Linked DNA regions of Homo sapiens: region 2 is linked to region 1. Evidence: chromatin loops called from intact Hi-C (ENCODE). Cell type or tissue: pancreas. All regions are shown on one strand. Each heading gives the region's core, and the rest is flanking DNA. Links, peaks and the distances in the headings are about the cores only. Region 1 overlaps UNC13B (unc-13 homolog B). Region 2 has its middle 22 kb from the start of ATOSB.

Evidence for each region. Peaks named below come from ENCODE experiments on the same cell type or tissue, not always from the same donor. Only the 100,000 strongest peaks of a DNase experiment are listed, where the experiment ranks them.
Region 2: it touches region 1 in a loop (2.7-fold over the local background); 8 of 110 quality-filtered maps call a loop at or near these places.

What each region holds. Positions count from the first base shown.
Region 1 is chr9:35,254,591-35,265,732 of GRCh38, forward strand. It overlaps UNC13B (unc-13 homolog B), which reads left to right. Exons shown (of 40, transcript NM_001371189.2): 7 at 4,403-4,460. Among named protein-coding and RNA genes, the nearest start is that of UNC13B, 98 kb to the left of the region's middle. In pancreas, for the core only: a CTCF peak has its summit at 4,453; a DNase peak (open chromatin) is centred at 4,451; H3K27ac peaks cover 1,341 bases.
Region 2 is chr9:35,131,933-35,143,074 of GRCh38, forward strand. No RefSeq gene overlaps it. Among named protein-coding and RNA genes, the nearest start is that of ATOSB, 22 kb to the left of the region's middle. In pancreas, for the core only: no CTCF peak of the experiment used is centred there; no DNase peak of the experiment used is centred there.

The sequences.
Region 1 (11,142 bases), core at 2,691-6,690:
GGTATTATACTACTTTTGTTAGATTTTTTTCCCTAATTGTTGCAAATGGTACATTCTAAAAATTACATTTTCTAGTTGGTTATCACATTACTATTATAAGTAAATGCTTTGCTGCTCATCTTTTTAAAGTATTGATCTTACTCATCAACTCTTATTATTAATAGTTCTGATACTTTAAAGATTCCCTTAGATTTTCTGTGCGACTAGGTTTTGCATCTTTAAATTACAGTTTTTATTCTCCTAGTCCTTACGCTTTTTCTAAGTGTTGAATTGTTTATACATTATTTATATATATTATATATAATATACGTATATAATATATAATATACATATATAATATAATATATATTAATATATGTATATAATATAATATATTATATTATATATTAATATATGTATATATTATATTATATTATATATTAATATATGTATATATAATATAATATATATTATATATAATATAATATATATTATGTATAATATAATATATATATTATATATATATTATATATATTTTTTCTTAGACAGATTCTTACTCTTTCACCCAGGCTGGAGTGCAGTGGCACTCCAGTGATCCGCCTGCCTTGGACTCCCAAAGTGCTGGGATTACAGGCGTGAGCCATTGTGCTGGGCCTGTTTACGCATATATTTTTATTAACAGACTTCATTTTTTAGACGTTTTAGATTTATAGAAATATTGAGCAGATATTTATCCCCTCCCCCACCCCATCTTATAGTTTCCCTTATTATTAACATCTTACATTAGTGTAACTGCCCAACGGGTTCACCTTGTGTGCTGCCTATTCAGAGCTGATTTATGAAGACAGGGGAACTGCAGAGGAGAAAGAGTAATTCACTCAGAGCCAGCTGTGCAGGAGACTGCAGTTTTATTATTACTCAAATCAGTCTCCTGGAGCATTCGGGCATCAGAGTTTTTAAAGATAATTTGACAGGTAGGGGTTTGGGAAGTGGGGAATGCTGATTGGTTAGGTCGGAGATGGAATCATAGCAGGTAGAAGTGAGTTTTTCTTGCTATCTTCTGTTCCTGGGTGGGATGGCAGAACTGGTTGGGCCAGATGGGTGGTGTCAGCTGATTGATCTAGTGCAGGGTCTGCAAAATATCTCAAGCACGGATCTTAGGTTTTATAATAGTGATGTTATTCCCAGAAGCAATTTGGGGAGGTTCAGACTCTTGGAGCCAGAGGCTGCATGACCCCTAAAGTGATTTCTAATCTTGTAGCTAATTTGTTAGTCCTGCAAAGGCAGACTGGTCCCCGGGCAAGAAGGGGGTCTTTTTGGAAAATAGCTATTATCAATTTTGTTTCAGAGTCAAAACCATGAACTGAATTCCTTCCCGAAGTTAGTTCAGCCTATGCCCAGGAATGAACAAGGACAGCTTAATGGTTAGAAGCAAGATGGAACTGGTTAGGTCTGATTTCTTTCACTGTCATACTTTCCTTAGTTATGATTTTTGCAAAGGCAGTTTTGTTAGTGTGATACATTTGTTACAGTTAATGAACTAATATTGGTACATTATTATTAACTAAAGAGTATTTTTTATTTATTTTATTAACTAAAAAATAAAGCTAAAATTCCATAGTTTATTCAGATTTCCTCAGTTTTTACCTTGAGTCTTTTTTGTTATTTCAGGATCTCATCCAGGATATTGCATTACACTTAGTTGTCATGTCTCCTTAGGCTTCTCTTGGTTGTAGTATTTTCTCAGACTTTTCTTGTTTCTCATGACCTTTTATTTAAAACATTCAATGCCTAAGACATCTAGTATAATTTTTAACATTGTAAGAGTGGAGAGCCTTGTCTGTCTTCTGACTGTAAGGGGACTGCTTTATAAGTTTTAAAGTATGCTGTTTGCCATGGATTTTGGTAGATACTCTTTATCAGATTAAGGAAATTCTATTTTCTTTCTTATTTTTTAAGCATTTTTGTCATGAAAAAGTATGGGGTTTTATCACATCTTTTTCTGCATCTGTTTGATCACATAGTTTTTCTCTTTTGATCTGTTTAATATGGTGAATTATATGAGTAGATTTTCAGATATTGAACTGGCCTAGCATTTAATACCCACCTGGACAGGCTATATGTACATTTATATGCTAACACACATATGTGTGCACACATATACATACATATTCACATATGAATATTACACACACTTATTTAATATGATAGATTTGGCCTAGTAATCTATTAATTAGGATTTTTGTCTCTATATTCATAAATGAAATTGGCCTGTAATTTTCCTTTCTTCTACTATCCCTGTCTGTTTTTTGTAGACAGATTTTGTAGCTTTTTTCTTAGCTGTCTTAACATTATTAATTATACTCTAGTTGGACTTAAGCTTTCTGTTTTGGGCCTGGGAGAGATTCATTAAATATAGCTTCTGAAAATATCTACTCTGATCTCTTAGGTCTGCATTCTTCTTAATACTTAAAATTTTGGGATTCCTCATGGTTATGTCTATGTACTGTCTACAAAAATCATAATTATTTGTAGTGGCTATTATTTATAACCAAGTCCTTTTGTTACTTTGGAGTGGATCTTTGACCTTCAAGATGTTTTGAACCTGGCTGGGTGCAGTGGCTCACACCTGTAATCCCAGCACTTTGGGAGGCTGAGGCGGGTGGATCACCTGAGGTCAGGAGTTCAAAACCAGCCTGGCCAACGTGGTGAAACCCCCATTTTTTATATTTATAAAAAATATAAATATTTATAAAAATATTTATATAAATATTTATAAAAATATTTATATAAATATTTATAAAATATTTATATAAATATTTATAAAAATATTTATATAAATATTTATAAAAAATATAAATATTAGCCATGTTTGGTGGCTCACGCCTGTAATCCCAGCTACTCGGGAGGCTGAAGCACAAGAATTGTTTGAACCCAGGAGGCGAAGGTTGCAGTGAGCCGAAATAGCTCCACTGCACTCCAGCCTGGGAGAAAGAGTGAGAATCTGTATCAAAAAAAAAAAAAAAAAAAAAAAAAAAAAAGATGTTTTGAACATTTTTGTGATTGGCAATTTTGCTAGTGCTATCATATTGTTTACATTGTACTTGACTTTTCTTATTCTCCATGGAAATTAGTAATAACAGTATCTACCTCTGACATTTGTACCATATTCTATTGCTTATAAAGTATATTTTATATACAAAAAGTGTTTTGTATTTTGGATCCCAACCATTTGAAATGCTCTTCACCACTGATACTCATAAGAGTGTTACGTACAACACCATCAACTTTTGTCTGGATTATTGCAATAATTATTTACCCTCATGTTCCCTACAGTTCATCTCATACAGCAGCCAGATTGATCTTTTAAAAGTATAATCAAATCATAATTCTCTCATGCTTAAAACCCTAAAGGGCTTCTAAGTACACTAGAAAAGTTCGAATTCTTACCATGATTTACAAATTCTGTTTTGCCAGTGCCTAGAACAAGGCCTTGCACGTAGTGGATACTCAATCAATATTTGTTGAGTTAATAAGTAACTCATTCATTGGCAGTTTTAGAGAAGCATTGACTTGCCTCAGATCTCATAGCTTATGAATAAGTGACCACGTCAGGATGAGAACTCCAAATCTCATGTTTGCAAGTTGCCTGGCTGAGTTACATTTTTCTAATTATCCAATGGACCCTGAACCAGACTATTCTCACTGTCTTCCAGACTCTGTGTACCCCTGTTAATTTGTTTGTGCCTTTCTCTTTCTGTTTTGCCTTCTAAATCGGGCCCATCCTCAAGATTTGGACATAATTCTTTTCCTTTTATGGAACATTGTCTTATGTCTTCAGTACCGTGTACTTGTTTTTGTGGTGGTTGTGGTGGGTGGGATGGCGGAGGTTACAGTGCTAGTGGGAGAGGAACTCTTATAAATACCAGATATTGCACCACATGCTTAGGTAAGCAGTTCCACTTATTTCCCATGTGACCTTATGAGCAAAGAAGCACTATTACTTAAAAATGAGAAAACAGCCCCAGACAGGTTTTCACTTGCATCACCTGAATGGGGAAATCTTCTATACATTAGCCCCAGGAAAACTCAGAGGGCTGTGAAATATTCTAAGGATTCTAAGGCCAAACCTTCTCCAGCTGCCTGGCAGAGCTAGGTGGGTGCCCAGGTGCCCTTGGTCAGGACAGTTCTTCATTATCCTGCTTTATTTAGCCTGTCTCACTTGGCCAGGGCCATAACCAATAGTCTGGCCTATATGTCAACATCACACAGAGAAAATAGGAGCAGGATGTTCTGTTTCTGTTCAATAAAAATTTTGTTTCCAAACACTAAACCTTTTTATAGGTAGTTGTGATTTTTTTCCCTGTCTTTACTTGGGCTTCTGATTGTATTTATTTATTTATTTTCTCCTTTCTGCTTCTAGTATTCTAGTCAAGAAGAAAGCCAGAGGAAGCCATTGCCCACTGCTGCCGCCCAGTGTTGTAAGTGAGAAACTTGTCTATGAATCTCTTTTAATTGTAGCTTTCTGTCGCTTCTCTGAACATGGGTTATTCTGAGCTGGGGAGGGTGGAGATGTCATGTGTGTAAGCAGAAGATATTCCTGAAGCACATCTGTTCAGGCGCCTTTCTCTGATGGCTGTCTATCTATTAGCTTTAGGGAGACGTTTTTCGGTTTTGTATGGGGGGAGTAGGGCTCATCTTTTTTTCTACATTTGTTAGCTTCTACCCCTGGAGGAATGATTTAACCCCCTCTATCCCTGTTTACCTGTTATTATTCTTTAAGGCTCAGTTTAAATATCATCACTTCTGGGTAATCTTTGTGCTGTTTTCTCCTTCTCCCAAGTCTAACTTAGGTCTCTCCTGTGTGCTTCCATTTTACTGTGTGCACATCCATCATATGACATATATATATTTCTTTGACATGAACACAAAGTTTTAAAAGACATAGACATTGTTCCATTTTATATTCTTTGCATTTGGCTCAACACCTATGCATAGTATACCTCAATAAAATTTGATAAATGATTGACTTATTTCTCCTGAGATTGATTTGTCAAGATCACACAGATTAATTATTGAAATGAGCCATACGTTTTTGGTATATTGTTACCCTCTCCCCAGTTTCCCTCAAAACAGCTTGAGACACTAAAGGACTGACTTAGAGTCTGATCTATTTCGCTTTTTCAACCTGTGATATGTGTGTGTGTGTGTGTGTGTAGGGGGATGCGGGGGGGGGGGATTTTGATACTTTTGTGTTGCTCTGTTTTTTCTGAATCTCATGCCAAACTCCATCAACTACAAGTTGAAGATGATGGTAATGATTGTAGCATTTGTTGTTGTAATATTAGTAATAATAAGAACTGTAGGCTGGGCATGGTTCCCAGCACTTTGGAAGGCTGAGGCAGGAGGATTTCTTGAGCCCAGGAGTCTGAGACCAGTTTGGGCAACAAACAGATACCTCATTTCTACAAAAAAAAAAAAAAAAAAAAAAAAAACCAAGTGTGATGGCATGTGCCTGTAGTCCCAGATACTTGGGAGGCTGAGGTGGGAGGATGGCTTGAGCCTGGGAAATCGAGGCTGTAGTGAGCTATGATTGTGCCACTGCACTGCAGCCTGGGCAACAGAGCAAGACCCTGTTTCAAAACAAACAAACAAACAAACAAACAAACCATAGCAGCTAACACTATTGAGGTCTTACAGTATGCCAGATGCCATTCTGAGACTTTAAGTATTCTAATTTATTTAAACTTCACAACAACCCTAAGACAGATTTTACTGTTGTTCCCATTTTTGAGAGCAGGAAACTGAAGCATAAATAGATTGAGTAATTCGCCACAAATCACATAGCTAGTAACTGGTGAAGTAAATATTCAAACACAGAAAATCTGACTTAGTAGCTCCTACCTCTGTGTGAACCACTGTGTTATATTGATTCCTTCATATTGTTTCTGAAAAGGAAAACCTTTGTCCATGGTTTGTGAATCTGTTGGTTGCCTTCAATTTGGTACATTCTATAGGCCCACTTTCCTGATAAAAGTAAAGGCCAATGGTAGAGGTGAACTTTTTTTTCTTTATTTAAAGAAAACCTATTTTTCATATGATTTATTACTAACTTTTGTTTTTTGCTGTTTAGGACCGAACATTTAAGGTCATAGGAGGTCAGAAGAATCTGAATCCAAAACCAGGTTTTCAGGTTTACAGGTCCTTTTCAAAACTCATTGTAATGAGTTCATTGTGATTGATTTAATCTTTTAAACCTTTTTCCACGACTGCTAATGAGAAGCAAAATGTAAAGATTGAGATTTTACTTCCTACTCCTTCCTGGTCTCATTGATGAAATATAATTGAAGCGATTAAAGCGCAAATGCCAAGAGGGCAGGAGGAAATAAAAAACCTTAAATAATCAAGCAACTTTATTCCCATACATTTTTCATATGTTTACAGGCTATTTTATTTTTCTGTGAATAAGCCATTCTTGTCTTTTGCCTGCTCCCTCGTATATTTTTATTTTGAGAAATGTTAAACCTATAGAAAAGTTGAAAGAACAGTACCAAGAGTGCTCATTACCCTTTACTAGGTTCAGTGACAAGCATTTTGCCAGATTTGCTCTTTCCCTCATCCCCCTCTTATTTTTCTCTCATGTTTCTTTATCTCTGTCTCCATACATACATACACAAAAATACAAGTATTTTCTGAATCATTTGAATATAAGCTGCACATGCTATAACACATCAGCGTGTTTCTGCTAAGAGCTAGGAAAGTCAACATAACTGAAATACCATGATCACAATCAAGAAATTTAAGACTGATACAGTAATATTGTCTATAATACAGTCTATATTAAGAACTCCCTAATTGTCCCCAAAAATATTTTGAAAGCTTTTTTTATATTTTAAAAAATTTTATTTATTTTTTAATTTTTATGGGTACATAGTAGGTATTTATGGAATACATGAGTATTTTGATACGGGCATACAATATGTAATAATCACATCAAGGTAAATGGGGTATCCATCACCTCAAGCATTTATCATTTCTTTGTGTTACAAATATTCCAGTTATACTCTTTTAGTTATTTAAAAATGTGTAATAAATTATTGTTGACCATAGTCACCCTATTGTGCTAGCAAATACTAGATCTTACTCATTCTAGATAACTATTTTTGTACGCATTAACCGTCCCTAATCTCCTCTTACCCCTAACTCCCCTTCCCAGCCTCTGTTAATCATCCTTCTATTCTCTGTCTCCATGAATTCAATTGTTTTAATTTTTAGCTCCCACAAACGAGTGAGAACATGTGAAGTTTGTCTTTCTGTGCCTGGCTTATTTCACACAACATAATGTCCTCCAGTTTCATCCATATTGTTGCAAATGACAGGATCTCATTCTTTTTTTTTATGGATAAATAGTACTACATTGTGTTTATGTACTACATTTTCCTTTTCCATTCATCTGTTGATGGAAGCTTAGGCTGCTTTCAAATCTTGCCTATTGCGAACATTGCTGCAACAAACATAGGAGTGCAGATATCTCTTTGATATACTTTCATAGCCTTCCCCCGCCATGATCTAATCAATAACCATACATTTCATTTATTGTCCTGTCTCTTTAACCTACCTTCTTTCCTTCATTCCTTTTCTTTTCTTTGTTCTTTTCTTTCTCTCTCCTTCCTTCTTTCCTTTCCCTTCCTTTCCTTTCCTTTTCCTTTTCCTTTCTTTTCCTTTTCTCTTTTCACTTTTCTCTTTTTTCTTTCTTTCCTTTCTTGAGAAGGAGTCTTGCTCCATCATCCAGGCTGGAGTGCAGTGGCATGATCTTGGCTGGCTGTAAGCTTTGCCTCCTGGGTTCAACCAATTCTCCTGCCTCAGCCTCCTGAGTAGCTAGAACTACAGGCCATGCTACCACTCCCAGCTAATTTTTTTGTATTTTTAGTAGAGACAGGGTTTCACTATGTTGGCCAGGCTGTTCTTGAACTCCTGACCTCCAGTGATCCGCCCACCTCAGCCTCCAAAAGTGCTGGGATTACAGACATGAACCACCGCACTTGGCCTAGTCTTCTTTAATATAATAAAAAAAAATCTGGCCACGCACTGTGGCTCACACCTGTAATCCCAGGACTCTGCAAGGTGGAGACGGGTGGATCACTTGAGCCCAGGAGTTCTAGACCAATCCGGGCAACATGGCAAAACATCATCTCTATAAAAAAATACAAAAATTAGTCAGGCATAGTGGTGCATACCTGTAGTCCCAGCTACTTGGGAGACTGAGCCAGGAGGATCACCTGAGCCTGGGGAGATTGAGGCTGCAGTGAGCCGTGATCATGCCACTGCACCCCAGCCTGGGTAACAGAGTGAGACCCTGTCTCAAAAAAAACCAAACCAAACCAATACAAAAACAAAACTTTGCCTTTTTGGTCATTTATGATATTGATCTTTTTTTATTTACAAAAATAGTTTATTCTAATTATAATCTCTATTCATATGGGGGTATACCTTCTTACAGGTTTCTGGGAAGCAGTTTAGCAATATGTACCAAGTCTTTGAATAGGAATAGGCTTTGACTCAGCAGCTGAATTTCTGGAAATTTATCCTCAGTCATCACAGCAGACAAAGATATATGTGCAAAGATGTTCACTGCAGAATTATTTAAGTAGCAAAATTTGAAAATGACTTAATAGTTAAACAGCAGTAAAAAATAATAGTCCTTAAGATAGAATATTATGCATTTATTAAAAATCATGCTTTGAATAATAGGAACATTTTCATGGAACTTGGTAAAAAAAAAAAAAAGTATTACAGTTATCCCTCAGTATACTTGGGGGATTGCTTCCAGGACCCCTGCACGTACCAAAATCCGTGCATACTCAAATTCCTCACTTGGCCCTGAGGAACCCACCTATATGAAAACTTGGCCCTCTGTATATGCAGGTTTCACATCCTGCATTTTCTATCTGTCTCATTGAAAAAGATCCATAAGAGGACTCATGCAGTTCAAGCTTATGTTATTTAAGGGTCAACTTAAAACCCTCAGTGTGTGTGTGTGTTTATGTATATATATACATAAGCAATTTAAGACTTATTGCTGAGAACTTAATTGTGTCTACCCCCCATTTATATATTGAAGCCTCAACACTCAATATTATTATATTTGGAGACAGGGCCTGTGAGGAGGTGATAAAGGTTAAGTGAGGTCATAATCTGATAGGGCTGGTGCCCTCATAAGAAGAAGAGATAGCAGAGCTCCATCCCTACCAAGTGAGGACACAGTAAGAAGGTAGCCATCTGTAAGCCAGGAAGAAAGCCCTCACCAGGAATTGAATCAGCTAGCCAGCCCCTTGATCTTGGACTTTCTAGCCTCCAGAACTGTGAGAAATAAATTTCTGTTACTTAAGACACCCAGTCTAAGTGATTTCGTTAAGGCAATCCAAGAAGACTACTGCAGATTTTGGTACTAAGAGGTGGATTGTTGCTGAAACAAATACCAAAAAATTTGCAAGTAGCTTTGGAACTGGGTGATGGGTAGAGGCTGGAAGAGTTTTGAGGTGCATGCTAGAAAAAACTGAGATTTCCATGAAGGGGTTATTGTTAGAAATATGGACATGAAAGGTGATTCTGGTGAGGGCTTAGAAAGAAAAGAGGAGAGCTACAGAGAAAACTTCCATCTTAGAGAATGTGTAATTAATCATGATCAGAATGTTGGTATGAGTGTAGATATTAAAGGCAATTTTTGTGAGATCTCAGATAGAAGCAGTTAATAATAATAATAAGGAAATAACTGGAAGAAGGATGATCCTTGTTATAAGGTGGCAAAGAACTTGGCTGAATTGTGTTCTAGTGTTTTGTAGAAGGTAGAACCTGAGAGCAATTAAATTGCATATTTAGCAGAAGAAATTTCTAAGCAATGTTTTGAAGATGTGATGTGGCTTTCCCTTACTGCTTGTAGTAAAATGCAAGAGGACAGAAATGAATGAAGAAAGACTGTTGGACTTCTTAGGTTCTAGAAGACTGGACCATAGAGCTATTTGACTGTGAATCTGTGCTATTTTCCAGGGAAAGGAAAGAATTACCCTCAAAGGTGACAGAGGTCATCAGGGCTGCCCCCCTCACCACAGACCTGGGGGCAAGGTCATTTACTTCATTATGTAAGAGGGCAGGCTTATCACAGTGAGGCAGCTCCTGAAAAGCCAAGGAGGCAGATATATCAAGCCAAAGAGAATTATTCTTGAGTCTTAGATCTAATGGAATTCACCTTGGTAGGCTTTGGACTTGCTTAGGACCTGTCACCCCTTCCTTTCTTCCCTGTTTCTCTCTTTTGGAATGGGAATGTCTAGCCTATGTCTGCCCTACGATTGTATTTTGGAAGCACATAACTTGTCTGGTTTCGCAGGTTTATAGCTGGAAATGCATTTCGCTTTAGGATGACTCTTTACTCAAGATCACTCGTCTTATTTAGATGATAATTAGATAAGACTTGGGACTTTAGACTTTGAAGTGGAAATTGAATGAGTTAAGACTTGGGGCTGTTGGGATGGAATGAATGTATCTTGTGTGGATAAAGACATGAATTATGGGGGGCTGGGGCAGAATTGTATGAACTTGATTGTGTCCCCTCCAAATTCATATGTTGAAGCCCTAGTCCCCAGTTTGACTGTATTTGGACATAGGACCTGTGAGGAAGTGATAAAAGTTAAATGAGGTCATAAGGATGGAGCCCTAATCTGACAGGGCTGGGGCCCATTTAAGAAGAAGAGACACCAGAGCTTGCTCTCTCCACCATGTGAGGACACAGCAAAAAGGTGACCATCTGCAAGCCAGGAAGAGACTGTTCACCAGAAACCAAACCTTATGGGAACATTGACCTTGGGCTTTCCAGCCTCAGACTGTGAGAAAATAAATTGTTGTTGTTTAAGCTCCCCAGCCTATGGTATTTTGTTATGGCAGCCTGAGCAGATGTATACACTATGTAAATGCATCTATACAATTATAAGAAAAATTACTAGGAAAAGAATGATCAAAATATTAACCAAATTTGTCTCTAGGATATGGGATTGTGGCCTTAAATTTTTTTTAATAGTTAAAAGTTATTATTGGCCAGGCACAGTGGCTCATGCTTGTAATTTCAGCATTTTGGGAGGCTGCAGCGGGAGGATGGCTTAAGGCTGAAGT
Region 2 (11,142 bases), core at 694-4,693, 120 kb before region 1:
TGTTTTTGACAATGGCTGCCCAAAACCCTTCTGTCATTCATGGACAATTGTTGTCTTGTTTTGGTCCTCTTTAGAAGGTGTTTCTGTAATCAGCCACAGAACTCTAACAGGAGTTCTTAAATGCAGGTTTCTGATAACTTTGGAGATTGTGACATTAGAATAGAGGGAAAAAAACCTTTTAAGACTGTCATGGATGGAGATCTAAAATGTTAACGAATAGCAAGCAGAACACGAGTTAATTGCATAAACTGAACTGATAAAAAACTAATCTTTTTAACTTTTGCTTTAAATGTTGCTAATCCTTTGTTTTGTTTTTTAGAGACTTGGAACTTTTCTTTTGAGCTATTAACAGCTTTTAACAATTTAGTGTATTCCTGTGAACAAAATTTGGAGCATATATATTTCTCTCTACCTGATTTCTCCAGAATTTGGAAACTATTTGTGAGTATTCTTAACTTATGGCAATGCAGTTATTTGTATAAGTACAATAAGAATCTGTTTTCGGCCAGGCGCGGTGGCTCACACCTGTAATCCCAGCACTTTGGGAGGCCGAGATGGGCTATCACGAGGTCAGGAGATCGAGACCATCCTGGCTAACACGGTGAAACCCCGTCTCTATTAAAAGTACAAAAAAAATTAGCCGGGCATGGTGGCAGGCGCCTGTTGTCCCAGCTATTTGGGAGGCTGAGGCAGGAGAATGGCATGAACCTGGGAGGTGGAGCTTGCAATGAGCCAAGATCATGCCACGCAATCCAGCCTGGGTGATAGAGTGAGACTCCGTCTGAAAAAAAAAAAGAATCTGTTTTCATTTGTAACAGGATGCAATGGGAGGAACTGGTTATTTTACCAAGGCTTTGACTGGAATGGTATGCTTTCCTTTAAGGAATTAAACTTGACTTATGGAGCAAATAAAGCCCCATGGTGAAACTGGCCCTACACCTTCCCTATACAGGGTTCCTAACCTGCGGTAAGTAAACTTTGTCACTTTCTAACAGGCCAGGGAGCCCCAAGTTTATCTTGGAACCTCAAGAGGAGAGGATCACTGAACTCATAGGTATTTGATGGCACAAATCCATGGCTGGGCTCAGCTTCAAAAAAAGTCTTATCTGAGTTTCCTTCTACAAAACAAAGCTCCATCAAAGCCAATTAAAAAAAAACAAGCCTACGTGAAAAATAATTATTCTTGCTGCATTTTATACAAATAATCTGGCCAAGTATAATAAAGCAAATCAGTCCTATCATAATTTGTCCTTAGTAAAATTAGAAAATGAGAGAGAGAAAAATTATGTTTCAAAAACTATAATACATCTGTTGTTAGAGTCTAGTCTTGCCTGATGTTTTTCAATTTTTATAATTTTCTACAGTATGGGCTGAATTCTAATTTTTTCTTCAAAATTTCTACAAATCTTCAAAATAATGTTTTCAATTTTTCTTGTTTTTTCCTTCTTTTTTCCCCATTTTTTTTTTCTAATTTGGAGTCACTGAAAACTAAGCTGTGCTTTCTTAAAGCCCTGCAAACTGAAACTAGACAACTTAAACCTCAGAAGAAAATAACAACTGACTTACATACATAAGCCTGTTTCATATCTGCCTACTGATGTATAGACTTTAGAGTAATATGACCTATATTGATTTTGCACGATTGCTCTTTTTCTCCCTTTCTCTCCCTATTTTCTTTTCACAGGACATGAGGCTTCAAAACCTGCCAAAAATGAGCTTCTGGGATCTACCTGTCTAGAAATAAACTATCCTATCCAGAAGAAACCTAAGAGCAGATACTCATTTTCTTCTAAAATGCTTTCTCCAAAAGATTTTTGAAAAGTGGGGAAATGTGAAAGGAAAATATCTTGGGTGCCCAAAATCACTAAGCTAAAGGAAAAATTCTAGTTGGGAACTGCTCAGGGCAAATCCGCCTCCCGTTCTGTTCAAAGTCATCCCTCTGCTCACTGAAATAGATATGTATTCTGATCACCTCCTTTGGAAAGGCTCATCAGAAACTCAAAAGAATGCAACCGTTTTTCTCTCATCTGCCTGTGATCTGGAAGCCCTCTCCCTGCTTTGAGTTTTCCTCACCTTTCTGGACAGAACCAATGGACTTCTTACACATATTGATTGATATCTCATGTCTCCCTACAATATATAAAACCAAGCTGTGCCCTGACCACCTTGGGCACATGTCATCAGGACTTCCTCAGGCTCTGTCAGGGGCACATTATTATGTAGGTAGTTACATAACAAGAGAGGAAACAAATTTCAAAGTTATATAACAAGAGAGGAAACAAATTTATATAACAAGAGAGGAAACAATTTAAAAATTGATAACATTCCAAGCTGGGTGTGGTAGCTCATGCCTCTAAGGCCAAGGCAGGCAGATCACTTGAGGCCAGGACTTCAAGACTGGCCTGGTCAACATGGTGAAACCTGTCTCTACTAAAAATACAAAAATTAGCTGGCTGTGGTGTTGTACACCTGTGGTCCCAGCTACTGGGGAGGCCGAGGCAGGAGAATCACTTGAACCCAGGAGGCGGAGGTTGCAGTGAGCTGAGAACATGCCACTGCACTCTAGCCAGGGCAACAGAGTGAGTGAGACTCCGTTTCAAAAAAAAAAATTATATTCTGGATAGGGGAGTCAGGCAATAAATAAAAATGGATAAATGAGTAGATAACTCAGGGAGTGCCTTAATGAAAACAAGATAATGTGATAGAGAGTAATGGGGACCCAATTAGTTGGAATGGCCAGGGAGGGCATTACTGAGGAGGTACCTGTGAGTTTAACCTGAATGATAGGAGCCAGATGGCCAAAGATCTTGAGGCAAATTGTTGAAGCACTGGGAATAATAAGTGCAGAGATCTTAAAAGCAGGAACGGGGCCTGGTGCGGTGGCTCACGCCTGTAATCCCAGCACTTTGGGAGGCCAAGGTGGGTGGATAACAAGGTCAGGTGTTAGAGACCAGCCTGGCCAACGTGGGGAAACCCCGTCTCTACTAAAAATACAAAAATTAGCTGGGTGTGGTGGTGGGCACCTGTAATCCTAGCTACTCGGGAGACTGAGGCAGGAGAATTGCTTGAACCCAGGAGGTAGAGGTTGCAGTTTGCCGAGATTGCACCACTGCATTCCAGCCTGGGTGACAGAGCAAGACTCATTTTGGGGGAAAAAGAAAAGCAGGAATGGATTCATACTTTCGAGGAAAATAAATCATGTCAGTGTGGCTAGACCAAGATAAGAAGTGTGCTATAGGAAGACGACTGACAGCACCCAGGCAAACACGTCATGTTTGCCTCCTGCCTCTACCATGAGTTTGTGCTCAGTTTCCAAGGATAATCCATATCGTTTGCAAAGGGTTTTATCATTCATGCTTTCATATTGGCTATCTTTTTTTTTTTTTTTTTTAGAAACAGTGTCTCACTCTGTCACCCAGGCTGGAATGCAGAAGCACAATCATGGCTCACTGCAGCCTCGACCTCCTGGGCTGTAGCTGTCCTCCCACTTCAGCCTCCCAAGTAGCTGGTACTGAAGGCATGTACTACCACACCTAGCTAATTTACATTTTATTTTTGTATATGTGTATATATTTTTTGACAGCATCTCACTATGTTGCTGGTGCTGGTCTTAAACTCCTGGGTTCAAGCAACCCTCCTGCCTCAGCCTCCCAAAGTATTATGATTACAGGCAATAACATAATTTCTAATAGCTAAAGGCCACATCCTCAGGATAACCCTATCCCCTCTTAAAGTGCCTGCCTACAAAAACTCAAGGCCAGGAGTTGGAGACCAGCCTGGACAATATAGTGAGACCCTGTCTCTATTTATTTAAAAAAAATGTGGCTGGGTGTGGTGGCTCACATCTGTAATCCTAGCACTTTGGGAGGCCTAGGCAGGTGGATCACTTTAGGAGCTTCAGGAGTTTCAGACCAGCCTGGCCAACATGGTTAAACCCTGACTCTACTGAAAATACAAAAATTAGCCGGGTGTAATGGCACAGGCCTGTAACCCCAGCTACTCAGGGTACTGAGGCAGTAGAATCACTTGAACCCAGGAGGCAGAGGATGCAGTGAGCTGATATTTCTAGCTTCTTAACTTTACCAAAGGTAACCTCCTAGGTACTTACAGAAGGCAAAATTTGACAGTCCATGGAAGAGAAGAGAATAGACAAGGTCACACAGATATTAAACCAGAAACTACTTACTTCCTAGGTGGGGAATCGAACCCGGATCGCCACATGTGAAAGTGCAAAATCTTGACCACTGAGCTACATAAAGCGGCAGTGACCACTTTCTTTCCTAGAAGAAACCTACAGTAGTTAATTTTGAACTTGCAAAGGCTTTTAACTATTTAATATGATTTTTAGGGCTATGACATGAACCCTAAAATTCCTGTTCCCTGAAGGTGGAAACCAAAAGAAAGTATCGCCACGTGGTTAAAAGTTCAAGCTCCCAAGGACATAAAACGGTAAAGACTTCATCCAGTTTTTTTGTTTGTTTCAAAACTGCAGCTAAGAGTGTTACTGACCAGCTTGCTGGCTCATCTTGAAAAGTGGGCTTGCTTACAGGTATTTTAAGCCTGTGTTTTATCCTAAAGTACCCCTTGACACAGAAAAACAAATTTATAGCACAAAATACACCAGCTTAAGACTAGCCTTAGAATTCTTTTTTCCATTAATCAAAACTTTACAGAGGAGATAAACACTGATTCTTTTTTTTTTTTTTTTCTGAGATGGAGTCTTGCTTAGTTGCCCAGGCTGGAGTGCAATGGCACGATCTTGGCTCACTGCAACCTCTGCCTCCCAGGTTCAAGTGATTCTCCTGCCTCAGGCTCCTGAGTAGCTGGGATTACAGGCACGTGCCACGGTGCCCAGCTAATTGTTTGTATTTTCAGTAGAGACGGGGTTTCATTGTGTTAGGGAGGAAGGTCTCGATCTCCTGACCTTGTGATCCATCCACCTCGGCCTCCCAAATTGCTGGGATTACAGGTGTGAGCCACCGCACCCACCCCCCATTTTTTTTTTAACCATTCATTCAACAGTCTGCACAGAGAGAAAAGCCAGAAATCTGACTGTTAAGAAATTCTTACCCTTTTGCCGGCACGCCAGGCTTCTGGATTCCCTTTCCCTGAGCGGCCTTAGTGATTTAGCTTGCGACACCATTGCCCTGGGGCCAAGCTGCATCACAAAGGAAATTTTCTTTTTTTTTCCAATCTGGCTAGAGCAAAACACGAGTGATAAAACATAGACATTGGCCACTCTGCTTAGCACCCAATATCAAACTGGCAAGGCTTAAGGTTCCCCCTAGATGGGCCCCATCATCTTTAATCCAATTCCCGACTTGGAGTTTCAACACGTGGTCTCTGGGCAAGATGGTTGCCCTGAGTAACAGAAAAGATAAGAAAGGGAAAGGAGAGAGAGAAAGGCTTTGTCGGTGGCAGGGTGTGGGTAAGGTGAAATGCTCAGGGAGGCCAGAGAAAGACCCACCCACTGCAGCAACACTGAAAAGTTCAGGTGGCTGTGGCTGCTGTTGTGAAGGAGAGGAAAAAGCTCCACATGTCCCACAATCCTGTACATGCCTAACTCTGTCACCTACAGCCATCAGCAAAAAGTGCAAGGCAGATTAATCCAAAGAGAATAGCAGTTAACATCCCATAGTGCTGAGAGGGACTTTACCGAGAGGGGCCTCTAACCCCTTAAATCTTAGAAGGGACTCTAACTCTCCTAAGTCGGGCTTCTAACCCGAGGTTGGTCAAGCATCCTTGCCTTTTATTAAGAGGATCCTCTAACTCACTCTGTCCTAGAAGAGACCCTAATTCCTCTAAGTTGAGCCTCTAACTCAAACCTATTCTTTACCCTGGTACCCCACCACTTACCCAAAGTCGTCCAATCAGTGTTGCAGTCTATTTCCTTTGGATCAGGGGTCTCCTCAATATTGTCCCTTTTGTGGTTCACGAGAAAGCTGTCACAGGACGCCAACACTTACCCAAAGGTAGCCGTTGGGTCAGGGTTTCTGCACTATAGTCCCCTCTGTGGTCACCAGAAATATGTTACAGGAAAGGGGTTCTGATCCAGACCCCAAGAGAGCAAGAAAGGGTTCTTGGATCTCTCGCAAGAAAGAGTTCAGGGCAAGTATGCAGTGCAAAGTGAAAGCAAGTTTATTAAGAAAGTAAAGGAATTAAAGAATGGCTACTCCATAGACAGAGCAGCATTTTTTTTTTTTTTTTTTGAGACAGGGTCTTGCTCTGTCACCCAGGCTGGAGTGCAGTGGCATGATCACAGTTCACTGTATTCTCAACTTCCTGGGCTCAAGCATCCTCCTGCCTCACCATCCTTGGTAGCAGGTGATGGCAATGGCTGGTGCCATCATGCTGGCTGCAGCAGGGAAGTGCAGCGGCTGGGGCTGCACACTGTGGAGCCACAGTGGGAGCCCTGCCTCTTCTTTTTTTTTTTTTTTTTTTTTTTTTGAGACAGAGTTTCCCTTTGTCGCCAAGGCTGGAGTGCAGTGGCCCGATCTGAGCTCACTGCAACCTCCGCCTCCCGGGCTCAAGCGATTTTCCCGCCTCATCCTCCTGAGTAGCTGGGACTACAGGTGCATGCCACCACGCCTAGCTAATTTTTTGTATTTTTAGTAGAGACGGGGTTTCACTGTGTTAGCCAGGATGGTCTCGATCTCCTGACCTCGTGATCCATCTGCCTCGGCCTCCCAAAGTGCTGGGATTACAGGCGTGAGCCACTGCGCCCAGCCACCCTGCCCCTTCTGAGTTGGGATGGGATCTCCCTGATCTGCTGTAGCTGCCCAAACCACAGCTGCAGAGCCAGGCCTCCTGTTCTATGGAGCAGGCAGGAGCCATGCCCTTCTGGGCGGGGCTACAGCCACCCAAACTGCAGCTGTGGATCCGAGCCTCCCTGTGCTCTTGCGGGAGGCGGGAACAGGCAGGATCTGCCCTACCTGGTGCAGCTGTAGCCATTGCACCCGGGGCTGCAGACCTGGGCCTCCTGTTCCAGGAAGCAGGCATGAGCTGGCGACTAGTGGGAGCCCCGCCCCTTCCAGGTTGGCAGGGCAGGAGCTCCTGGTGTGGGTGTTGCTGCCCTCCCAGGCAGAGGACCTGGGTGTCTCTGTAGTCTGCATCCTCGGGGGCCCCAGGAAGGACCCCCATCCTTGTGGGTTCAGGGGTTTCTGCTCCCATTTCCTGGCCTCTCTCCCCTCCTGGCTCCTGCTCCCATCTTGGAGTGGGGGTTGGGGTCGAGCCCTGGGGCCATGAATGGCAGTGGGAAGCAGATTGATTCCTGAGTGGAAGGGGATGGGTCCCCAGTAAGGCCCTACCTTCAGACCAGGGAGGACCCGAAAACGGGGCCGTGCCGCCAGTCCCACAGACCAGAGTGGAGGCACGTGGTGCCATTTCTGGGCCACCCGTGGCTGCTCATGGTCACCTGTGGACCAATTGGCAGGCATTTCCTCCTCTCTGAGATCCATAAAAGCCCTGGGCTCAGACAGAGCAGGGCAGAGGACTGCCAGAGGACAAAGAGGGCAGAGAGACAATAGGATGGGAGGACCTGCTGCAGTGAGGAGCTACTGTCTCTGCTGAGAACTTCAGAGACTGAGAGACATCCAAATGACTTGCCTGCAAAGAGGAGCCACCTGTTCCAGGGCCTCACCTCTGCTGAGAGCTGAACACTCGTCAGGACGACCTGCCTATAGAGAGGAGCTACTCACTCCTCTGAGCTGTTCCAACACTAAATAAAACTCTTCTTCTTCACCCTTCACTTATCTGTGTACCTCATTCTTTCTGTATGCAGGACAAGAACTCAGGCAAAGACACCACAGCCAAAGAGGTTTCCAGCCAGAAGAATTGACACCCTAGAGATTCTGTAAAATTTTGGGGGCTGTCTGGGGTCTGCAGAAGGGTGAAAAAAAGCAAATCTTTCTGTTCTTTTTTTCGGAGTCTCTAAACTCCACAATAGTCAAAATGAAAGAAAAATACCGGGCCTCTGCTAGCCAGTTAAAAGTGACTAGTGTGGCTGGTGGAGGACAGGCTTGCTGGGGAGGACAGTGTCAATCCCCATTCACCCTCGGTTGTGGGAATGTTGGCTTTCATTCCAACATAGTTTCCCTTCACAGAGGTCTAGCTGTTGCGTGGGACCAGAAGGAGGCCGTGGGGTAACTGAGGGTATCTGGCTGAGGCTACACCTCGGTGTTATCCAAATGCCCCTGGACTGACTCCAGTCCCTGACCACCCATTAGGGTGTTGGCAGTAGGACCTCCAGTCTTTCCTATCATTCTTTCTTTCTTTGGGGTTTCCTCTCTTATACACAATGTTAAATGTTAAAAATGTTGCAAACCAGAAATATTACTGGGCAGAATGAGCATTTTGCTTAGTCATCAAAAGTATAAAGTGGAAGGTTTAGAGTAGCACAGATGAAGCAAAGTGTGCCTTCGTATCTGTAAGTAAATTTGTGGTGAAAATGTTCTTGTAATTTACTTGGTTGCCAACTTAGCACCTTGAGGCACAGAAAAGAACCATTGCCTTAGGAAGGAAGCTTTTCTGTAAACATGAGGGCAAATGGTCCAAGGTCCCTTATGTGCAGGCCTTCTTTCCTTTGCAGACCATTACCAACATTGTAGCATTGATTCAGCCCTCCTAGTGGCCATCTTAGGAGAGACTTCAAGGGGTAATCCCAGAGAACTGGGGAAGAAAACCCCAAAGTTACCACCAGCAGGGGAATCAATCCCCTCCACTCCTTCTCTCAAGCTTATCCCAGCCTAGGAATCTTGGTTTTAGGCAGGTCCCAGTCTCAACTGCCCCTACAACAGATGCCTGGTGAATATGGCCCCATTAAGATCCAAGTCCCCCTTTCTCTTCAGGGCTTATTGCAAATTAAGGGGGATCTTGGCAGGTTTTCAGATGGCCCTTAAGGTTATATATAGGCCTTCCAGAGCTTAACCCAAGTATTTGAGCTCTCCTGGAAGGATCACCATGTTACTTTTCAATCAAACCCTGACCAATGCTGCAAAGCAGGCCATTCTTGGCAAGTGGCAAAAAATTTTGGGAATGAGCTTTACATCTTGCATAGGGCCAGGGAAGGGGAGGAGCCTTATCTAGTTGGAAGAATAGCACTAACATTGGAGGACCCTAAATGGGACCCCAATGATGAAATGGGAGAATGGAGGAAGAAACTCTTTCAGGCGTGCATACTTGTGGGCTTGCCTGGGAATGGGCCTAGGCCTTTCAATTGCAGTGGACTATCCATGGTAGATCAAGAATTGGGTGGGAGTCCCACTGCCTCCCTAGAAAGGCTAAGAGGGGTCTTGGTAAAACACACCTATCTCTTGATTCAATAGGGTGACAGCTGGTCCTAGGGGATGAGTTTATTACTTAGTCAGCCCCTGATATCAGGAGGAAACTGCAGAAAAGTCCATAAGACCGGGTAATACTTTAGAGGACCTCCTGAAAGTGGCCACCTTGGTCTTTTACAACAGAGATCAGGAAGCCCGAGAGCAAGGAGACACAAGAAAAAGGCAAAGGCTCTAATAGCCACCTTGCACAAACCTCAGAATTCCTAAGCTGTACCTGTTGGCTGCTGTAAATGCAAACCATTGGAGGGCTAGCTGTCCCTGAGACATGGGCTGCCAGGTCCAGGGCCGGTCTCCCAAATGGTACAGTAGGGCTGATGGGTCCCAGGGTTCCTTTCCCTGACTTTGGTGATTCAGACTGCTATTGCCATCCTGGAGCCTCGGGTGATTTAGGGGATCGAGAGAAGGAGGATGGGCTTCCTCCTGGACTTGAGTGGGCCATTCAGGTCTCTTCTCCAATCTAGGCCCCTTCTCCAATATAGACCCCCTCCTCTGTTAGCATGACTGTGAGGGTCATCTCAGGAAAAGCCCAGCCTCTTAATTGTCGCCTTCTTAGGCTAGGTCCCCAATTCCTGGGACTCCCTTTATCTCCCTTGTTTCAGGAGGACCTGGCCCCACAGCTTCACCTGCTGTTGATAGGCAGGCAACAGAGGAGCAGCTCCTGGCAGTTGCTAGCTGCAATTTGGTGAGGACCATCTGGGACTAATTTAAAGGATTCATCCACCCTCCTTTTTTGGCACCTTTTTGTCCCAAGCTTCAGTTTGAAACCCTGGAATGGAATACTAGACCTGAGGTAGATGACAGTGGGAGTTGAGGGGCACAGTGCAGGTGAGTATGACTAATTCCCGCTAATTAGGTCCTCCCGTTTCATGGATGGAGGTCATGCTCGCATCCATGGCATAGATAAGGTCCAGGGAACTCAAAGGTTACTGACAGTGGAAGGCTTAGGCTCTGCTCAGGTGAGTGTGAATATTCCTGTTGGCTATGCCTCCCACTTCATGGATGAAGGTCACACTTGCACCCATGGTTGGGACTTGAACAGGTTGCCAGGACTCAGGTATATAAGCTTGAAAAAAGAAAGAGGAATGCCTTTTCTGCTCTGTGTCACGTACCCCGGGTATTCACTGGGAAGAGAGAGGAACAAAGGATGCCTTTTTCCCCTCTTTCCAGATGGGTAACCAACCAATCATTTTCAGCCTGCACTCCGTGGGCACATCCTAAATCACTGAACAGGACTTTAGAGTCAGTAGGGCTCCATGGCTTGGGGGAAGGGAACCCAGAAGTCTGAATGCCAGCAAAAGGGTAAAAATTCTTACCAGTTGGACTTCTGGCTTCTCTGTGGGCAAACTGGTTGCAGGAATGATAAAAATCACTATATTCTCTACCCCTCCATGAGTTCAAAAGCCAGAAGTGTTGGCCTTTGTGGCATGGCTGAAGTTGGGTAATAAGAGACTTAGGACTTCTTAAGAAAGGAGTGTTAGTTAAGTCAGCTTAATTAAAAGTCAGCTTAATTAAAAGTAGATGTCCATGGATATCCAAGCTATAGGTATATGTAAAAGGCCTTTATGTCTTTTCCCTTCGTGGATCTTGTTTTTGGGAAAAGGTTTTTTCTTCTCAGTCAACTGAATTCTCCATTTGTGTCTTGCCACTCTTTATGTGCAACATGAGGGGCCCCAACTTAACCTCAGATGGCCTAGGACTCCTTGGGAAAATGGAGGAGGTGCCACTGACCTGTTTTTGGGAAAAACCTCTGTTTTCCTGATAGAGCCTCAGAGATTAGAGGTGGATGGATCCCTCTCAATTTTTT